Linked DNA regions of Homo sapiens: region 2 is linked to region 1. Evidence: read pairs that join two places in POLR2A ChIA-PET (ENCODE). Cell type or tissue: Caco-2. All regions are shown on one strand. Each heading gives the region's core, and the rest is flanking DNA. Links, peaks and the distances in the headings are about the cores only.

Evidence for each region. Peaks named below come from ENCODE experiments on the same cell type or tissue, not always from the same donor. Only the 100,000 strongest peaks of a DNase experiment are listed, where the experiment ranks them.
Region 2: POLR2A ChIA-PET joins it to region 1 with 20 read pairs; 4 of 35 experiments call an interaction of 5 or more read pairs at or near these places.

What each region holds. Positions count from the first base shown.
Region 1 is chr19:36,416,040-36,421,417 of GRCh38, reverse strand. It overlaps ZFP82 (ZFP82 zinc finger protein), which reads left to right and starts at 2,774. Exons shown (of 5, transcript NM_133466.4): 1 at 2,774-2,926. It also overlaps the pseudogene ACOT4P1. RefSeq lists an enhancer at 3,246-3,405. In Caco-2, for the core only: no CTCF peak of the experiment used is centred there; a DNase peak (open chromatin) is centred at 2,757; H3K4me3 peaks cover 1,944 bases.
Region 2 is chr19:36,504,800-36,510,177 of GRCh38, reverse strand. No RefSeq gene overlaps it. Among named protein-coding and RNA genes, the nearest start is that of ZNF566-AS1, 18 kb to the right of the region's middle. In Caco-2, for the core only: no CTCF peak of the experiment used is centred there; no DNase peak of the experiment used is centred there.

The sequences.
Region 1 (5,378 bases), core at 255-5,254:
TGAGCAGTCCCAGAAAGCGCCTGGGACTTTAGACCAGTTAACCCGGCGCCCTGGACTCGTCTGAGGCAAAAGGAGCCAGACTCCTCTCCTGGGTCCTCTCCTTGGGCCCCGGGGAGCGCAGACTTTTTTTTTTTTTTTTTTCCTTTTTTTAATTTTGAGACAGGGTCTCGCTCTGTCGCCCAGCCCGGAGTGCAGTGGCCGATCCATAGCTCACTGTAATCTCGATCTCACAGGCTCAAGCTATCCTCCTGCCTTGGCCTTCCGAGTATGTGGGACTACAGGCATGAGTCATCACGCCTGGCCTAAGCCATCACGCCTGGCCTGATTTTTTTTTTTTACTTGGAAAAAAATATATACTTCACTCCCACAAAGTATTATTTTAGACTCCTGCCCCGTTATTCCTAGAGAATTAAAATTTCCAAGTAAAGTAAAAACAAAAAAGTAGTGAAGACAGAAGAGTATTTAACCATATCGCTGTAGAAAATTGTATTGAATATTCTAAGGCATGTGCTTGTCCTTTTTGTGTCTGTTGGTAGAAAAAGAATAAACATTAAACTCAGCTTAGTATTTCCAAAGTAGTAAGAAACACTTTTGCACATAAGGATACTTTGGGAAACCTTGTTTCCCCCACTGTCTTTACACTGAGTGAGTAACAAGGCTCTGTAAAGACGCAGGGGAATTGGTCACTAGCAGGCAAGGCAGACATCAAGCACTGTAAGAAATCAGAGACTGACTTCAAAGAAAACTCAGCGTTTACTGATAAATTGTGTTATATTACCCCATCAATGGCTAGCCTTCATGCCATGAAAATGCATCCATGTTAATGATGTCACTGTCTTACCTAACTGCAGGTGACAGCTGCCATGACATAGAAATGACATTGAACTTAAGGAAAACACTATACTGTTGCAAAATCCTTGTTAAAACCAAACATCTTAAATGCATTTGAAGCAGCGTGTCTAAGCCACGTAAAATCAAACCCTTGATAGTTATTAGCTGGCCTTCTTCTATAAAGAAAGCTTTCTTTTTTCTTTGTGCTTATTTAATGGGGTACAATCAATTATAGACATAATTGGTGGCACAGGGAAAATAATTATTTCAAGTAGTTTTTAAACACTAGCTGTATAACTAAGAGGGACATATAAAAACAGGGATTGGCAAACTTTTTCTTTAAAGGGCCTGATAGTAAATACAGTCAATCTTCATTCACAGATTCTGAATTTGTGAATTCATCTACTTGCTAAAACTTTTTTATAAACCCAGAGTCAATATTTGCAGCACCTTTGTGGTCATTTGTGGACATCCGAAGAGCGGTGAACCTTTTTGAGTCCCTTAACAGGCATGTTCTCAGCCAAAGTCAAACAAAGTGACCCTCTATCTTCTTATTTCAGCTCTCATACTGTAAACAGGTACCCTTTTTGCAGTCCATTTAGTACCTTGGCTTCTCATATTTTTGTTTTTTGCTGGTGATTTTGCTGTTTCAAAGGGACCCCAAATGTAGTAGTACTAAAGTGCTGTTGATGTTCCTATGAATGAGAAAGCGGTCATGTGTCTTACAGAAAAAATACATGTGTTAGATAAGCTTCATTCAGGCATGAGTTATGGAGCTGTTGGCCATGAGTTCAATGTTAATGAATCAATAATATATATTAAAGTGTTTAAATAGAAACACAATAAGGCCAGGCGCGGTGGCTCATGCCTATAATCCCAGCACTTTTGGGAGGCCAAGGCGGGTGGATCACCTGAGGTCAGGAGTTTGAGACCAGCCTGGTCAACATGGTGAAACTCCGTTTCTACAAAATACAAAAATCAGCTGGGCATGGTGACATGCATCTGTATTCCCAGCTACTCTGGGGGCTGAGGCAGGAGAATTGCTGGAACCCGGGAGGCGGAGGAGGTTGCAGTGAGCCAAGATCCCACCACTGCACTCCAGCCTGGGTGACAGAGCAAGACCCTATCTCAAAAAAAAAAAAAAAAAAGAAAAAAAGAAAATAAACACAATAAAATAAGCTTATGCATTCATCGGTTGACTAAAATGTGACCAGATGCTTACAGGAAACTAACCCTGTATTTCCCCTAGAAGCAGTGGAATGGTATTCACTAATTCCGTGTTTGTAGCAAGTTTATAGACCATAACTACTGTGAATAGTGAGAACTGACTGTATTTTAGGCTGCGTGGGCCATCTGGTCTGTGTAACTACTCGAGTCTGTCCTTGTAGCTCAAATATAGCAATAGACAGTACACAATCAAACACGGCTATGTTCCAATAAAACTTTTATTTATGGACACTGAAATTTGACATGTATGATTTTCATATTTCACAAAATATTGTTCTCCTTTTCATTGTTTTTACCATTTAAAAATACAGAAATGGAAAATATAGGAACTGGCTTCCCCGAATCTCCGGAGTCACACGGTCTCAAATCCCAACAGCCACACCCAGTGAAAGAATCCCACCCAGGAGCGCGCCAGGGACAGACTCGCAGCGCCGTCCTCGCTCACAGGGCTCCCTAGTTGGCACTATAGAGAGGCGGTCGCGGGCGCCCCTCTTTAACGCGCCAGCCATCTGTCCCCGCTCCCCTCCAGGCCCTGCCGCGCCGTCCCCAGGCGCTAAGGGACTCGAAGCGCAGCCTCGCTGGGACGGACCTAGCTCCGGCTCCGGGTTCACGCAGAGCAGGGGCTGCACCAGCGAGCGGACCCTTGAGACTGGCCGCGCCTGCGCACTCCGTGAGCGCGCCCGGCCCTCCCAGCAGCCTCCGCGCGCAGCCCGTTAGGCCCCGGGGATTGTGGCGTGACCCGGCAGCGGCTTCCTCCGTTCGGGCATCGCTGTGCCTCGGGTTCGCGCCCCGAGTGAGCAGTCCTGGCCCGGAGCGTCGGTCCTGGTAATCTGTAGGAAAAGCGCTGCGGCCCAGGGGGTAAAGAGAGGTAAGCGGGGCCACTGCAGTATCGCAGAGGGGCGGGAGCCCGCGCCTCAGGCCCGGGTGTGTGTGTCGTGGGCGTGACGGGGCCGGGGCTGGGACGTGACGGAGTCTGTGCGGCTGACTTGGGTGCAGAGACTATTGTATGAGCGAAGGTTGTTGTGGCCGTGGAGTGCGTGACTGACCCCAGCATCCTCTGCCCACACCGGGCCCAGCTGCAGAGAAATGGCCCTCGGTCAGTTTCTGCACGCCAAAGACTCCCAGCAGAAACGCGCAGACTAGGCCGGACCAGGTGGCTCACATCTGTAATCCCAGAGCTCTGGGAGAGCGAGGCGGGAGGATCGCTGGAAGCCAGGAGTTCGAGACCAGCCTGGGCAGCAAAGCGAAACTCCCATCTGTACCAGAAATTTAAAAAATGAGCCGGGTGTGATGGCGTGCTCCTGTGGTCCCAGCCACTCGAGAGGCTGAGGCGGGAGGATGGCTTGAGCCTAGGAGGAGATTGAGGCTGCAGCGAGCTATGATAGCACCACTACTCTCCAGCCTGGGCAACAGCGAAACAAGGCTCAGACCCGACCTTGGGATAGGAATATTAGAACTGAACGAGCCCCCGCTCCCGCCCAGGCTTGCTCCTGGAAGGGACTCCCACACCACCTCCTCGCGGACCCGGACCCACGCACGTGCACTCACAACTCTGAAGAGTCCAGCTGCAGGTTTCAGAACCACAGCATTGCTTCCAGGAAGCTATTGTGAACTCCAGTTCTAGCCCCGGGCATCCATGACCCTGGCCTTTCTTTGATACTGGGAAGAGTTAACAACACCATCTCTCTTATGTTACTCTGGTTATGTGTGGGTGGGCGGTGGGGGCATTGTGCCCTATGCGAGGCTGGGCTGCAAGAAAAGCCTGGTTCCCTTATTAGCCAGTCCTGCCCAATTCTTTAAGAAAAGGGGTCCGAGCGGGAGGAGGAATGAATTGCTGTTGCCTGTTTAAGTCAAGGTCGAGGCGAGTGGGTGTTTCTGCTTTCTTCTGTGAAATGCATTCTTATTTCTTAGGACATGAGAATATTTGTTTCATTCTCCATAAATGTCCTGTCCATTGAGCTGATACCTAGGTCCCCTCCCGAGAGCCTGTATGCACATACCCATTTGGTAGATGTTTTTCATTACTTCTGTGGGCCTTCTTTTAATTACTATGTGTAAAGTTCTTAGAACAGTTCCTGAGACCTCGTTAGTACTTAATAAACCTTAGTTATGTATTCTTAAGTAGTGATTTGGAGCAATTCTACATCAGCCTTCTATAGATGGGGGGAAAATGAAAATACTAAGCCAATTGTGGTGAGTATTTCCTAGTAAAAAATAAATGAGCCAGATCAGATGCTTAAATAGTCTAAAACAGGAATTCTTTTTTTTTTTTTTTTTTTTTTTTTTTGAGACAGGGTCTTGCTCTGTCACCCAGGTTGGAGTGCAGTGGCACAATCTCAGCTCACTGCAACCTCCCTTTCCGTGGTTCAAGCGATTCTTATACCTCAGCCTCCCAAGTAGCTGGGATTACAGGCCTGCACCACCACACCCAGCTAATTTTTGTATTTTTAGTACAGACCGGGTTTTACCATGTTGGCCAGGCTGGTCTCAAACTCCTGGCCTCAAGTGATCTGCCTGCCTCGGCCTCCCAAAGTGCTGGAATGACAGGCATGAGCCACCGCCCCCAGCCTAGAACAGGAATTCTTTTTTTTTTTTTTTTTTTTGAGACGGAGTTTCGCTCTTATTTCCCAGGCTGGAGTGCAATGGTGTGATCCCAGCTCACCGCAACCTCCGCCTCCCAGGTTCAAGCGATTCTCCTGCCTCAGCCACCCTAGTAGCTGGGATTACAGGCATATACCACCACGCCTGCCTAATCTTGTATTTTTAGTAGAGACGGGGTTTCTCCATGTTGGTCAGGCTGGTCTTGAACTCCCGACCTCAGGTGATCTGCCCGCCTTGGCCTCCCAAAGTGCTGGGATTACAGGCATGAGCCACCGTGCCCGGCCATAGAACAGGAATTCTTAACCAGAAGTAATTTGAATTCATTTGAGGCTTTCAGGGGACCAGATACTCTTTGAAATTGTACGTAAAATTGTTATAGATATCTGTTAATATGCCACTTTTATGGGGAGAAAATATGTAATTTAATGAGATTATCAAACATGATCCATTAAGATTCAGATCTACTGGCCTAGAATCAAAGTCTGTAACCTTTGAGAATGTTTTTCAATGTTAGACACAAAATTAGTGTCTAATAGTAGGAAATGATTAAATAAGCCACACTCCATGTGATGCAGCTTTTTGCCATTAATAAATACTGTTAATTATGAGAAGGAAAAAAAGCTTGTGATCGATGTTGTCTAAGCAATAGTTTTGAACAAGATGACTCACAAAACCTTTAATCATGTATGAATCGCTCTTAATAAGCTAGAGATTTATAA
Region 2 (5,378 bases), core at 256-5,255, 89 kb before region 1:
TTGCCCAGGCTGGAGTACAGTGGCGCGATCTCGGCTCACTGCAACCTCCACCTCCTGGGTTCAAGCGATTCTTCTGCCTCAGCCTCCCGAGTAGCTGGGACTGCAGGCGTGCACCACCACACCCAGCTAATTTTTGTATTTTTAGTAGAGACTGGGTTTCACAATGTTGGCAGGATTGTCTCGATCTCTTGACTTCATGATCCGCCCACCTTAGCCTCCCAAAGTGCTTGGGATTACAGGCGCGAGCCATTGCGCCTGGCCATTTTAGTGTATTTTAATATCAAAGCTAAATATTTAGACAAATAATTGTCTTCTAATTATAGCCAATTTGGTCACACACAAAATTTCTTGCGTAAATTAATCCTTCATGAATTTTATAGTTACATGTAGTTAGGCCTGAGCAAGGCAGGTGAGGGCTCTCTGCCCACCCACTAGAAATGTCAGGTAATAGTATGGCAGTTTTGACATTGCCTCTTTAAAAATGATAATTCTGCTGGGCTCGGTGGCTCACGCCTGTAATCTCAACACTTTGGGAGGCCAAGGCAGGTGGATCATTTGAGATCAGGAGTTCAAGACCATCCTGACCAACATGATGAAACTTTGTCATTACTAAAAATACAAAAATTAGCCAGGCATGGTGGCGTATGCCTATAGTCCCAGCTACTCGGGAGACTGAGACAGGAGAATCGCTTGAACCCGAGAGGCAGCGAGCTGAGATTGCACCATGGCACTCCAGCCTGGGTGACGGAGTGAGACTCCCATCTCAAAAAAAAAAAAAAAAAAAAGAAAATTCCAAGGAGGGACAATCTCCTGATGGTCCACACCTGTTAACATTAAAAGTGTTAATTTGAGTGCAGACCCAGGGAGAAGCAGATTCTTGGCCATGTGTGTTAATAGACAAAATGGCGACATGATGTTCCAGGGCCACATGCCACCAGATAAAGGAAAAAAGCCTCAGATGGGCATGTATATAACTCCCTAAACATGCTGTGTGTGCTCAATTCCCAAGGGTAAGGAAAGCACTGTGCATTTGGGGAGCCCACCCTAAGGGAAGAATCATGGGAAAGAGGTGAATGTATAAAGTCCTAGGATCAAGGTTAAAGTCTTTTTTTTTTTTTTTTGAGATGAAGTCTTGCTCTGTCACCCAGGCTGGAGTGCAGTGGCGTGATCTCGGCTCACTGCAACCTCCACCTCCCAGGTTCAAGCGATTCTTCTGCCTCAGCCTCCTGAGTAGCTGGGATTACAGGTGTGTGCCACCACGTCCAGCTAATTTTTGTATTTTTAGTAGAGACGGGGTTTTACCATGTTGGCCAGGATGGTCTCGATCTCCTGACCTTGTGACCCATCCTCCTCGGCCTCCCAAAGTGCTGGGATTACAGGTGTGAGCCACTGCACCCGGCCAAAGACTTTTTTTTTTTTTTTTGGTCTTTTCTTTCTTGGACCTTCAGGCATCTGCTTGGCTCTCTAACAAGTGAATTTTCCTTTCTTTACTGTTCTAAAGCTTTTTAAAATAAACTTCCACTCGTGCTCTGAAACTTGCCTTGGTCTCTTTTTCTGCTTCCCCTCAGTTGAATTCTTTCTTCTGAGAAGGCACAGGCTGAAGTTGCTGTGGTCTTGTATGAATACACCACTGTTAACGGGGTAATTCAGATCTCTGTCACCACTAACTTTATCACAACTTATTCAGACCTTTGACAACATACTTTGACTTTCCGCTTTGTCCTATGCTTTCTTTTAAAAAAAAAAATCACTTTAGGACCAATATTTATCACATAAAATTCTTTCTCATACAAAGTTATTCTCTTTTGCTTTTAACTTGCCTTACCAAAAATGTATCTTCATATTAATAACTTTGTTTACATCTCTCTGTCCTATTGGTTCTTTTCCTTTTTTTTTTTTTTTTTTTTTGAGACAGAGTCTCACTCTGTCCTGTCCACCAGGCTGGAATGCAGTGGCGCCATCTCAGCTCACTTCAACCTCCACCTCCCAGGTTCAAGCAATTCTCTGCCTCAGCCTCCCGAGTAGCTGGGATTACAGGTGCCCGCCACCACACCCAGCTAATTTTTGTATTTTTAGTAGAGACAGGGTTTCACCATGTTAGCAAGGCTGGTCTTGAACTCCTGACCTCGTGATCCACCCACCTTGGCCTCCCAAAGTGCTGGGATTACAAGCGTGAGCCACCACACCTGGCCTATTTAGAGTTTTTATAAGATTTAAAATGCCAAGAACAAACATTTGTGTTCAACAATTCATATTTTGGTTTTTTAATCTTATTTGGTACCAACCAAGACATTTAGTAAGTATCCAGTAATTAAGTAACACAATGGTACGATGTCAAATGACATGAAAAGTCTTTTTATGTCTATCCCATTTACATTTACCTAATTGATTTTTTTTTTTTTTTTGAGACGGAGTCTCGCTCTGTTGCCCAGGCTGGAGTACAGTGGCGCAATCTTGGCTCACTGCAAGTTCTGCCTCCCGGGTTCATGCCATTCTCCTGCCTCAGCCTCCCGAGTAGCTGGGACTACAGGTGCCCGCCACCATGCCCGGCTAACTTTTTTGTATTTTTAGTGGAGACGGGGTTTCACCGTGTTAGCCAGGATGGTCTCAATCTCCTGACCTCGTGATCCGCCCACCTCGGCCTCCCAAAGTGCTGGGATTACAGGCGTGAGCCACGACGCCTGGCCCTAATTGATTTATTTTTAACAATTATACTGAAATTCTGAAAACTGAGATATTAGACAAAGTCACTATTTGAAGTTATTCATGTATCTGATGTGTGATCAATATCCAGAATATATAGAAAATTCCTAATACTCAAAATGAAAGCAAACAACCAGATCAAAAGGGTAAATGACTTAAATAGCCATTTATCCGAAGAAGTTTTTTGTTTGTTTGTTTTTTGTTTTGAGACACAGTCTGGCTCTGTCGCCCAGGTTGGAGTGCAGCAGCACAATCTAGGCTCACTGCAACCTCCGCTTCCCGGGTTCAAGCAGTTCTCTGCCTCAGCCTCCCGAGTAGCTGGGATTACAGGTGCACACCATCGTGCCCGGCTAATTTTTGTATTTTTAGTAGAGATGAGGATTCCCCATGTTGGCCAGGCCAGTCTTGAACTCCTGACCTCAGGTGATCCGCCTGCCTCGGCCTCCCAAAGTGTTGGGATTACAGGCGTGAGCCACTGCACCCGGCCCAAGATTTTTTCATGCGCCAGTGCTTTGCAAATCAAAACTAAAATGTGATTACCAACTCACCCATTAGGATAGCTATTAAACAAAATACACAAAATAACAAGTGTTTACAAGGATCAAAAGAAATGGGAACCTGGCCTGGCGCCGTGGCTCATGCCTGTAATCCTAACACTTTGGAAGGCCAAGACAGGCAGACTGCCTGAGCTCAGGAGTTCGAGACCTGCCTGGACAACATGGTCTCTACAAAATACAAAAAAATTAGCCACTGCAGTCCAGTCTGGATGACAGAGCAAGACTCCACCTCCAAAAAAAAAAAAAAAAAAAAAAAAAGAAATGGGAACTCTTATGCCCTGTTGATGAGGGTGTAAAATGGTGCAGCCACTGTGGAAAAAAATAGAGTAGTTCCTCCAAAAATTAAACATATAGCACTTTGGGACGCTGAGAGGAGGGGATCTCTTTTTTATTTTATTTTTTTGAGATGGAGTCTTACTGTGTTGCCCAGGCTGGAGGGCAGTGGCGCGATCTCGGCTCACTGCAAGCTCCGCCTCCCGGGTTCACGCCATTCTCCTGCCTCAGCCTCCTGAGTAGCTGGGACTACAGGCGCCCGCCACCACGCCCAGCTAATTTTTTTGTATTTTTAGTGGAGACAGGGTTTCACCGTGTTAGCCAGGATGGTCTCAATCTCCTGACCTCGTGATCTGCCCACCTCGGCCTCCCAAAGTGCTGGGATTACAGGCGAGAGCCGCCGCGCCCAGCCACTTACAAGGGGATCTCTTGAGCCCAGGAGTTCCAGACCAGCCTGGGCAACCTCTACAAAAAATATAAAAATTCGCTGGCTGTGGTGGTGTGCACCTGTACTTTATGCCCCTAAGTCAAACTTTTTTTTTTTTTGAGACAGAGTTTTGCTCTTGTTGCCCAGGCTGGAGTGCAGTGGCATGATTCTACTGCCTCATCCTCCCGAGTAGCTGGGATTACAGGCATACACCACCACACTCGGATAGTTTTGTATTTTTAGTAGAGACAGTGCTTCTCCATGTTGGTCAGGCTGGTCTCGAACTCTCAACTTCAGGTGATCCACCTGCCTCGGCCTCCCAAAGTACTGGGATTACAGGCATGAGGCACCGCGCCTGGCCAGACTTTTTGAGTCTTGCACTGTTGCCCAGGCTAGAGTGCAGTGGTGAGATCTCAGCTCACTGCAACCTCCACCTCCCGGGTTCAAGTGATTCTCCTGCCTCAGCCTCCTAAGTAGCTGGGATTACAGGCACCTGCCACCACACCCAGCTAATTTTTGTATTTTTGGTAGAGACAGGGTTTCACCATGTTGGCCAGGCTGGTCTTGAACTCCTGACCTCAAGTGATCCACCCGCCTCAGCCTTCCAAAGTGCTGGGATTACAGGCGTCAGCCACCGCTCCCTGAATTCTTGATAATGTCATGATAATGTTAGCAGTGGCACAGATCCAAGTTATCCCAAGTTTCCAGCAGTGTATTCACATCAGTCCACAGCAACTTCAGCCCTTGCCACCTCAGAAGGCTGCTCAGGAGGTTGAGGTGGGAGGATTGCTTGAACCCTAGAGATTGAGGCTGCAGTGAGCTGTGGTCTCACCACTGCACTCCTGTCTGGGCAACAGAGAGAGACTCTGTCTCCAAAAGAAAAGAGAAAAACATTAAACCTACAACTACCATATGATTAAACAATTCCATTTCTGAGTATATACTTAAAAGAATTGAAAGAAAGTACTCAAACACTCATGTTTATAGCAGCGTTATTCATAATACCGAAAACATGGAGGCAACCCCAGTGCCTATAGATAGATGAATGGGTAAGCAAAATGTGGTATATACATACAGTGGAATAGTATTAGGCCTCGAAAATGAAGGACATTCTGTAATAGGCTACAATGTGGATGAACTTTGAGCACATAATGCTAAGTGAAATATTCCAGTCACAAAAAGACCATACTATATGATTCCACTTATCCAAGGTACTTAAAGTAGTCAAAATCATAGGGACAGTAGAATTATGGTTTTTAGCAGAGAAGAAGAATGGGGAGTTAATTGTTTAATGGGTATAGATTTTCATTATGACAGGATGAAAAGAATTATAAAGATGGGTGGTGGTGATGGTTGCACAACATTATGAATGTATTTAATACCACTGAACAGTACACTTTAAAATGTCTAAGATGGGG